2 separate regions of the Homo sapiens genome follow, and region 1 is linked to region 2. Evidence: chromatin loops called from intact Hi-C (ENCODE). Cell type or tissue: Caco-2. All regions are shown on one strand.

The links. Peaks named below come from ENCODE experiments on the same cell type or tissue, not always from the same donor. Only the 100,000 strongest peaks of a DNase experiment are listed, where the experiment ranks them.
Region 1: a loop joins it to region 2, with 3 times the contacts of the local background. A loop is called at or near these places in 12 of 110 quality-filtered maps.

What each region holds. Positions count from the first base shown.
Region 1 is chr3:71,251,657-71,256,656 of GRCh38, forward strand. The region is part of intron 5 of FOXP1 (forkhead box P1); the gene reads right to left. Among named protein-coding and RNA genes, the nearest start is that of FOXP1-AS1, 36 kb to the right of the region's middle. In Caco-2, no CTCF peak of the experiment used is centred here; DNase peaks (open chromatin) are centred at 2,745, 3,345 and 4,525.
Region 2 is chr3:71,302,445-71,307,444 of GRCh38, forward strand. All of the region lies in intron 4 of FOXP1 (forkhead box P1), which reads right to left. FOXP1-AS1 (FOXP1 antisense RNA 1) reads left to right here. Exons shown (of 5, transcript NR_126463.1): 4 at 284-416; 5 at 3,228-3,410. Among named protein-coding and RNA genes, the nearest start is that of FOXP1-AS1, 15 kb to the left of the region's middle. RefSeq lists an enhancer at 3,354-4,009. In Caco-2, no CTCF peak of the experiment used is centred here; a DNase peak (open chromatin) is centred at 2,911; H3K4me3 peaks cover 2,417 bases.

The DNA of each region.
Region 1 (5,000 bases), 51 kb before region 2:
TAGAGAGCTTAAGATGGGATAAAGCCTGATGATGAACAAAGTCAACAAAGTGCGTTGGAGTTACCCACACTGTCTTGATACCAAGAAATTTTAGCTTTAGCAATGATATGAGAATCCAAAAGTACACTGTCATTCTGAATAATTGTATATGTATCTCCTTTGTAGGCTCAACGTAGACTTTAGGTTAACCTCCACTGGTCAAGTATGAAGTGTTATCCATATGGCACACACTACCGGATGGCAACCCAACAGCCAATCCCAACTCGTTCTTTCTCTTCTCCCTCCCTTTTCTCCCACCTCCTACTCCCCAAGCTGAAAAAATGAGATGCTCCCCCTTCCCAGCTTTCTCTGCAGTTAGGGATGGTGATCTAATTTAGTTCTGGCCAAAAGATATAAGGGGAAGATGACTGAAAAGATATAAGGGGAAAATGACTTTTTTTCTTCTTGATAAGAGGACACTAAGAGATCTCTTTCTCTCTCTCTCACCGCTCTGTCCTTTTCCTTACTTTGTGCCTTTAAATGCAACCATGTAGGAAAGTGATGCCTGGTGCTTCAGCAGCCATCTTGTGGCCCAGAGGGAAAAGTTGAAGGAATCAAAGAGCTTCCCTAACCCCACACTCAGACATTATTAAGATGCCAAACCAATCCTGGCACTGCCTATCTTCAAACTTCTGGGCAAGTAAATAATGAATTTCCTCATGTTTTTAGCCACTGTGGAGTAGTGAGGTGTTCCATGAACACATGCTAATTGATATATCCCAAATTCCAAGAAAGACGAAAGAAAAGTCACTTCCTTGAGAGAGTGGAGCTAATAAAAAGTGTAATTACCAATCTCCCAGTATCTAAATTGGTTCTCTGAGAACTTGTCACTAAGAAAACAATTCTTAGTCCTTAGAGTATCCCTGAAGAACAACAACAATGCCTCAGGCCCCCTGAGTGCCAACTTCATGCAAGGCTTTTACTGAAGTGGTTTACTTACGTCACCCAGTCTTCTGACACCCTTACTTGACAGGTACTATGATTTTCCCAGTGTTTGAGATAAAGAAACAGAAGTGGATGGAAGTGAAACAAAATGTCCTAGGCCAACAGCTGTTACAGAAAACCTGGTCCCACAGTAGGGAAATGGTTACACATGTGGCCTCAACTGCAAAACATGGTCAATGCCAACCGAGTGATAAACCTTTCTTACTCTAACATGTAACAGCAGACACCTGGGCTCAGGGCATAGGTTACACACAGTCATTACAGCTGTGCCTCAGTTTGCAACAGAAACCAAAGGAAGGATTCATAGGCTAGTCCTGCAATGGCCCCAGATGCTGCCTGAGACAGAGGTGACAGCAGCATCCACAATGCAGCTGACACCATGAGCAGGCAAGGGTGTCGCTTCATGGCTATCTGTTTCCAGGTACTGGGCCAAGTGGGGCATGGCCTGATGCATATAGTGCCTCCATCCCCCAATTTTAACACCAAAAGAAAAATTAAAAGGTCAAAAAAATCCTTCAAGGGAAGTTGCTAAAAGGGGGCCCATGTTAAACAGAAGTCACTTAGAAACATTAAAAGGCAGGTTGGTGTGTTGGATAGATGCAGCAAATGCACTGGTGTGGACAGCTGGGCATGTATCTTAGGGTAGATAAAGAACCATCCGGCAACTTGGCTTCATAATTTTTGGCTGTGTGATCTTGAGTAATTAGCTTAACCTCTCTGAACCTCAGGTTTTCCATCTTTAATATGGAAATAATAGACGTGTTTAACTTTAGTGAGTTGTGGTGAGAATTAAATGAAATGATACATGTCCAAGTTCTGATCTTTTACACAGCAAGTACACAATGATACTTAGCTACCATCATCATCATCATCAGTATTTAATGATAATAAAGTGCAATATTACTATGAAGTATGTAACCCAGTACTCAGCATGTGCTAGGTTCTCAGTAAATATTTACTCCTTTTCTCTTCTCTCTCCCTTCCACAAATAACTCGAAGATTTAACTCTGATAAGATGTACCTATTGTAATTTTAAAAAATATTAATAAGCTCATCCCACTAAAATGGTACTGGACTTGGTGTTATGGTAGATACAAAGACAAAGAAAGCTTCAATGGACATATGACCACATAATAAATACGCCAAATGAAAAAAGTATGTACCCGTTAAAAATGTAATTAATTAAATATATGTAGCACTAACATTTAAAAAAATGTTATACATGTAAGGATAGCCCTTCCAGTTACTAAGTTTCTCTGGGTATTAAGAACAGAGGTAGTTACGATTTTAAAAATATTTTGCCTTATAGTTCAAATTTTCTGCTATGAACATGTACACCTTACAAATTTGGAGGAAAAGACATTACTTTGCAAAAGATAAAAAACAGAAGTTTCTACCTTCCTGAATTGGTTTTCTAGGGGTGAACAGTTAATAATCTGTCAACCACATAAATGGTAACAAATCTATAAGAAATTTTAAAATTTCTAAACATTTAACTAATCCAACCTCCATGCCTTAATAAGTTACTCTGGGTATTTTCCTCCCCCCTAACTTCCTAGTCTCACCAGAAGTAAAATTTTCCCCTTGGTTTCAACCTGCTTTTGTCTTCCCTGTAAGAATATTGGGAGGAGAAAATTCAGAGTACATCTTCAAGGCCCCCGCAAAGTGTGACTAGAATGTACAGGTAGGTAGGTTGGGCACACAAAAATAAATAACCTATTAAGAGTCATGACTACTGGGCTGACCTCACTCATGGAGGTATTGTGGACCGGCATTTGCTAAAAAGTTTTTCCTTATTGGTTGGCTGGCCTCAAAGAGCTCTGCGAATGCCAGGACTTATGATAAGCTATGACACACTTAACTGTTACATATTAATGTTCATGATAATACAATCTTTCATTTGGGTGATTTAAAAGTCCCTCTAGTCCGACTTACAGTTAGATATACACTGAATGCTTCATCAATCACAACCATTTTTATTCTCAATCTTGTGCAAAAATACTAGAGAAGGTGAATTCCAGTTACACACTGAAGAGGGCTTTACTGTTAGCCCTGAAAAATTTCACTCTTTTCACATGTACACTGGATTCCAACAGTTTCTGCCTAAGCATTCTATTTACCTGTGTCTTTCACTGTAGCTGATCTTATCTACAGGGTAAAAGCAAATCCACATTCATATCTCTACTATAGGGTCAAACTCCATATCTTATATGGAGAAAGCATTTCAGTTATGAGCTTGACAAAATGCCCAGCATTGCAACATTTGAAATACTTGGGAGCAAGCAGCATGAGAAGGTCACAGCAACTTGAACGGAGCTTTTTAAAAGGAGGATTTAGAACCACCTCACAGCAATAACCAATGGGCCCACTTAACGCCAAGCAGTGAGTCGGTGATCACACCTACCCTAATAAATGCACTTGAAAGAAACTACACCCTTTTTCCATTCCTGTAAAGGCTTGCTGTAGTTTCATGGCCAAAATCTTCCCACAATTAACCTCGGACCTATAGATCATAAGGCAACTCAAGACAGAGGCAGCAATCAGACTAGCCACCATCCAAAATGGTCTTGTCCTACCTTGACTGCAATTATCTTCTAAATTAGAAACACAGGAATTGTTTAGGTCAGAATATAATAGCCCGTTAGCCTTACACTGTCCCCATGTGCAACATAGAAGTAAATGCAACTATAGAGACAGAAAAATCTGTACCCCGAAATGTTTTGCTTGGGGTGGGGGAGAGTTAAGCCTAACCCTCTAAAATGAAGTTTTAAAAAAATACCTAACATATATGTATTCAATATTTACATTTTGATTTTATTATGTTTCCTCGCTTTCATACTCTTAAGTTCTCCCATCTTAACAATCTTCTTTTAGGCTAATAAATTTCTTTTGATGCCTAGGTCATTTACTGGTTGAGCTCTTAAGGCAAGGAAACACTAAATTATTGGAATTCAGTGGGGAGATGCTTCCAGGGTAAAGGTTCTCTGTTTATTAGCAAAAGAAATGCATTCAACTAATTTGACTTGTAAGTCTGATAAAATCTCCCTGGAAAAATTGATTCGATTATGATGAGTAATCCTTGGAGATGAAAAATGACAAATACACATATTATGTTTTATTATATATTAATTTTAAAAGGGTCTGAAACGAAACTCAAGTAAGCCATCTTTTAGACGTTGGAAAATGGCAAACTTCCCCACAAACTACATGCAAGAAGTAATTAAAGTAAATGAACATGAAATTAAACAGCACCCCTATAAAGTAGGATATAAAAGTAAAGATTATTAGGGAAAAAAAGACTGTCTTCCTGGTCTATATTAATCTCATGAATTGTGCATTTACTCTATTTCTCTTTTATTATTTGATGATGAGTTTTTAGAGCTTGGGTTTTATTAGGACTAGTTGGACGAAGGTCTTCAGCAGCAAGCTAAGCTACAGGTCTTGGTATGTCATTACATCTTTCCCAATGACGTAAATACCAGATGAAGACATCCAAGGTAAAGGCAGGCTCATCAAACTTGCTGTGATGCAAAGCTGGAAGGTTTCCTCACATCGTCAAAGACAGAGTCAATAGCCTGCTCAGAAAGGAGGTTGAAAGTCACAAAAGATGGGACTCCAGAGAGGAAACTGCGCCTCTCTCCAATCAACTCCACTATTCCTGTAGAGCTCAGGGACAGCAGGGGTTTGTTGAATTTGGTGGTGGGGGCGGGGCATCCAGAATCCATTCTCACTTCAATTTTCTGTTTTCTTTTCTTTTTTTTGAGACGGAGTCTCACTCTGTTGCCCAGGCTGGAGTGCAGTGGTGCCATCTTGGCTTACTGCAAGCTCCACCTCTCGGGTTCACACCATTCTCCTGCCGCAGCCTCCCGAGTAGCTGGGACTACAGGTGCCCACTATCACACCCAGCTAATTTTTTTATTTTTAGTAGAGATGGGGATTCACCATGTTGGCCAGGATGGTCTCAACCGCTTAACCTCATGATTCACCTGCCTCGGCCTCCCAAAGTGCTGGGATTA
Region 2 (5,000 bases):
TTACCTGTATGCTTACTGGCAGCACAAGCACCAAAACTAAAATTAAATGATTATGCAAAGCTTTTATGTAAAAAAAAAAAAAAAAAAGATAAAGATAAAAGAAATACATTCCCCTCCAGCCCACTTGTCTTCTTTTAAAAAATGCTGTCTCCATACGAATTGCGTTTTTTTTTCTTTTTCTCTTTCTTTTTTAAGTTTCCTACTGGTTTTAGGTTTTAAAAGTGAGCCAAGGATATGGTAAACAGAAATTACTTATTTTCCTTTATGTCATTCTCTGTAACAGTTAAGATCCTGTGAACACCAGAATTGTTCCATGGCCTCTTCACTATTGATTGCAACAGTATCATTTACCTGAAGTTACACAGTGACCACAAAAACCATGTCCAGGACACCAAATTTCTACTGCGAACTCTAGGGTGAGACACTAAATGTACATTCCTCTTTCTCTACCTCCCCAACCACCCCTCCTCCCTAATTAGGACTGTTATTCTAAAGAACCCTCAGATTATTGCAGTATTTCAATATCATACTTTCTATGGATATATTTTGCCCTTAATTTAATCTGTGTGACATATAATACACGGTGTCCACTAGTATGTCCTACTTGGAACTGAGTTGCAGGTAAATGTGGAGGTGCAATCTCATTTCACAAAACTGAAAATGAAGAGTATCAGCTCTTTTTTTCCCCATTTATAGTATTTCCCCCTTCCCTTTCTTGACAGCTAAAATAAATTATCTGCATTAAGATTTCTGCATTATATTTCATTTTATATAATTGTGCAAAAGCAACTCTGAAGTATGCCCAACATAGTTCATCTCAATCTTCAGCCTACCCAATACTGGCTGAGAACCTATTGTGTACCAGTCTTAATAAAGATGCAAAGATGAGCAAAGCAAGCCCCTGGGTGGTGATGGGGGGCAGTTCAGTAGGTCTATGGCTAGAGGACACTTTCTTACTAGGAAACTGAGGAAGGAACATGGTTCAAACTTCCCATACCCCCAAATCCTCCAATCAAATGGCCTGTACTCATTTGCAAAAACTGGTCCAAATAGGCCAATTTCCAAGAGTTTGCTGCCTCTTTAAATAGGGAATCTTATCTTCTGTGGGCTTTAATATCTTGTTTTTCAATGACTTCTTAGAAAATATAAGGACATCAACATATATTTGACTATTGAAAAATATAAGACAAGAGTCACTTTATTTTCTATAGTGAAGAAAATCTACTCCAAAATCAATCTCAAAGTTTGTTCTATGCCCTTAAGACTTCAAATACTGAGTAAGATTTCAAAAAAGAAAAGAAAAAAAAGTGGGGAAGGTGGGGAATGAAGAAAGAAAAGAAGAAAATAAAAACGGAAAAAGGGGAGAAAGGAAAAAATAGAGAAAAACAGAGGGGAAAAAGAAAGGAAAAGAATAAAGCAAGGAAACAAGAAAGAAAAGGAAGGAAGAAGCTGCTGTGCAGCCGGGGTCTCTGAGACCAGAGGCAAACTTGGACGCTACCCAGGCTTGCAGCTTCACAAACACTACACTTCTTTTACTTGTCTCTATCAAAGAAATGTGCGACTTTGAATCCACCATTCTTCAAATCTCTCTCCTATCCCTGCAAGTAACATTTTACTTCCTTTCTCCTCATCCTCTGGGGCCCTCATCAGATCATAGTACCTAACTTTGGAGTCCATTCTAGTAGGGCAAAAACCTAAAATATTATACATTAAGCCACGTGGTGCAGTAAACCCCAGTCGATGCTTGCCCATGAAATTACTTCAGGCTGGCAGCCCCCCACTCACTCCACATCGGCCCATCTCATTTGGAAAAATGACTCTCTCCTGCCTTACAGAAAAGGAAAACCCTGGCCGTGGTCATGTGAAAATATTTTATGGGTATCCTTTAACAGCCTTTAAATGTTGAAACCTAAAAACAATATTTGCTGTTTTCCCTTCGAAGCTCTAACAAAGCCTTTGTTTTAGATTCACCTTTAGTGTGCAATAAGAGTTAATAATCAAATCCATCCCAACCCCCACAAATGTTAAACAAAAAGATAAAAGAAATGCAAATAGCTATTGTCATGGAAAGTTAAAGTACCTGTCTGTATTTTTAAGTGAAAACTATTATCTCTATCAATCAAAATTTAAGAATACAATAGCACTAATCACAGAAGGTGCTCTGACGGAGTTACTTTGCCTCAAAAAAAAGTATTTTTCCCCTTAAAAACCAAGTATAAAAGTCATATACTTACAATTAGATAGAGTATTTGTAATTTTGTTATTAAAAACCTTCAGCAGCCTCACTGTTAATAAATGCTTCTAAGTCTCTAGACTGATTTGTACCCAAGAAGACACAAGTCCCTACATATTTTAATAAGGTTGATGAAATTTTATTTAAATTCTCACAGTTTCCAACCGGCGGGGGAACAGCACACTCTTCTGTTGAAAAGAGTTACTCAAACAGAGGCAACAGTTAACCGGTCATGAAAACTCCTTCTTTTAGAGCCTGGACATAATTCCCACACCCTGAAATATCTTCACACAGGACATATCTTCCTTGGATGGTTCACCCTTGTTAATTGTGGCAACTTATTTTTGAAATAACACTCTACCCTCAAAAAGAAAGCAGAATACCCCCATCATACCCCAGAATGATCTAAGTGTACACTACATGAATTTCTCTGAGTCTGTTTTTAAAAATTCACTTTAAAAAAAGACTGGATTAGCCCCTGAATATGGTGCTTTCTAAAGACAGTACGGGAACAAAAAATAGCAAGACCCCAGATAGTAAAACAAACAGCTCAAGATTAAAATTCCTAGAGCAAACAGTTAAGCCAGGATGCCATTATGCACACTGAGCCTGGATGATGTCTCCTCCACCGTGGGGCCAAGAGGCTGTCATTTTCCCCCCAGCAAGATCAGATTTCCTTCCCTCCCGACCGCCTCTCTGAGCATCATGGCCAACATCTCTAGTGTGCTATTAATATCAATGAAGAGACGATTCGATTTCCACAGAAGAAAACCTTTCCTATTCCGGCACAGACCTTCGGGGAGGACCCTGGCCCGGGTATAGACAATACAGCGGCAGAGTTTCTGTTTTCTTACAGTTCAGTCTTAGACACTGTTTGAAGGCTTTTAGCAAACAATGGCAGCATTATCTGCAGGATAGTTACAAAACAGGATTTGTTAGGACAAAGAATAATAAAGCTGCTCTCTCTCTCTCTTTTCTTTTTAATTCCCCCTAGTCCTCACGAGCCTTTCTCTGCGAGTCCAAAATTCAGCCACATTTCCTAAGAGGCACCTGTACTTGTCTATTTCAATGCAGCCAGAAGCTGACAACGGCCCAGGAACCAGGACTGCTTTCAGGAGGCGCTCAGAAGGGCAGCAAAGTACCCTCTCAACATTAGTAAAATGAAACAAAAGTGTCAGCCTTGGCTTCGCACACACTTACCCGTTCATGGTGAGGAGGCAAAGCTTTGGGGCGGGAGAGGCAATTTTCACACAACGGAAGAAAGTTGAGAGTTTGTAAGGGAGAAACTACAGGCGCTTGGAAGCCTGCTGGCTCTCAGGGCTCCCAGGCTGGCGGCAGTGTGAGGAAGGACTGAAGGTATGTGGGCTAAACACAACAAAAGCCACTGCCTTACTCTAGATTAAATATGCAGGAAGAGGCCCCTTTGCATAAACACAAACACTCAGCAAATGAATAACTGGCTCAATCAGACGCCCGCTGTGCCTTCTACCTGTCCTCACTCTGACAGGAGACACTGCCTATTCCAGGGGACACCACTAAACAGGAGTCAGTTAAATGTTATGTTGCTATAATAACAATTAAAATGAATTGTATTCATTAGTAATTAAGAACTCACTCGTGGGGCGGGGGGGAGTGCTATTGTTGTATCTCCAGCTACTCCAAAAAGAACTTGTAGTATACCCATCCCTGGAGTTCTACTATGGGTTGCATTTCAATCTTTAACATTCAACGAATTTTAAACAATCGGTTTGTTTAGTCACAATTGTCAGATATACGTCTCGTTTCTCTGCTTTGTCACATTGTAAGTTGATACTTGTGACTCTGTACCTACAAAGATCTGTTTGATATATGCATATAAAGTGTACATATAAAAATATATACACACACATATATATATGTGCATATATACTCACACATAATACATTCAAGCATATCTAGTTAAAGAGAATAAGCCAAAAAAAAAAAAAAAAAAAAAAAAACGCTACTTAACTATATTCTCTAGTTCACTAATCATTTAAGGAAAATAATTCGAGTTTTCCAAAAATATATCCCAAATGCCTGCCTTTCAAATGTCACCAATCCATGACCACTCATTTAAAAACATTACCCCCATATTAGAAAAGATGCTTTTAACTGAGTGGCCTCAACCACTTATAATTTCAATTAAATAACATAATTACAGTCAACAATTTTCTCCATTTCGGCAGAAAATATGCCATACCTCAACATAATTTGTCCTTACAACCCAGGAATTTAAGCAAGAGGAAAAACATGCCAGTGTTAGGAATTCACTACTGACTTTTCTCAGCTTATGGAATCAACTCACACTGACCTCTTATTCTATGTTCCAGCTACATGTTGGTCTTAGTAACTTAATTATTTTTTAATAACTTTTGCAGTATTAAATGATTTTGATTGAAACATAAATAAGATTATGTTCGTCTACTACTTACTAATGCCCTACAGAACTCTGTGGCCAAATCCAGCAGGGCTGTGCTATAGGATGTGTCCATATTATTACTGTATTTGGACTAAAAAGGATAGGTCACAGATCCTTCACAGCCTTCGAGAATGCTGTGATTATCCTAGCCAAGGGAAATAGGGCAGCTTTCTATTTCAAAAGCAATTTTAATTTATTAACACAAAACTGTTTTCTGGCCAAATCATTCTACTGTAAAAGGTGAAGATCACTGAAAAGTTTTAAAATATTTTCACAAACAAACCAACAAACCCAAAACTCATTTCAAACATTATTATGGCATAACAT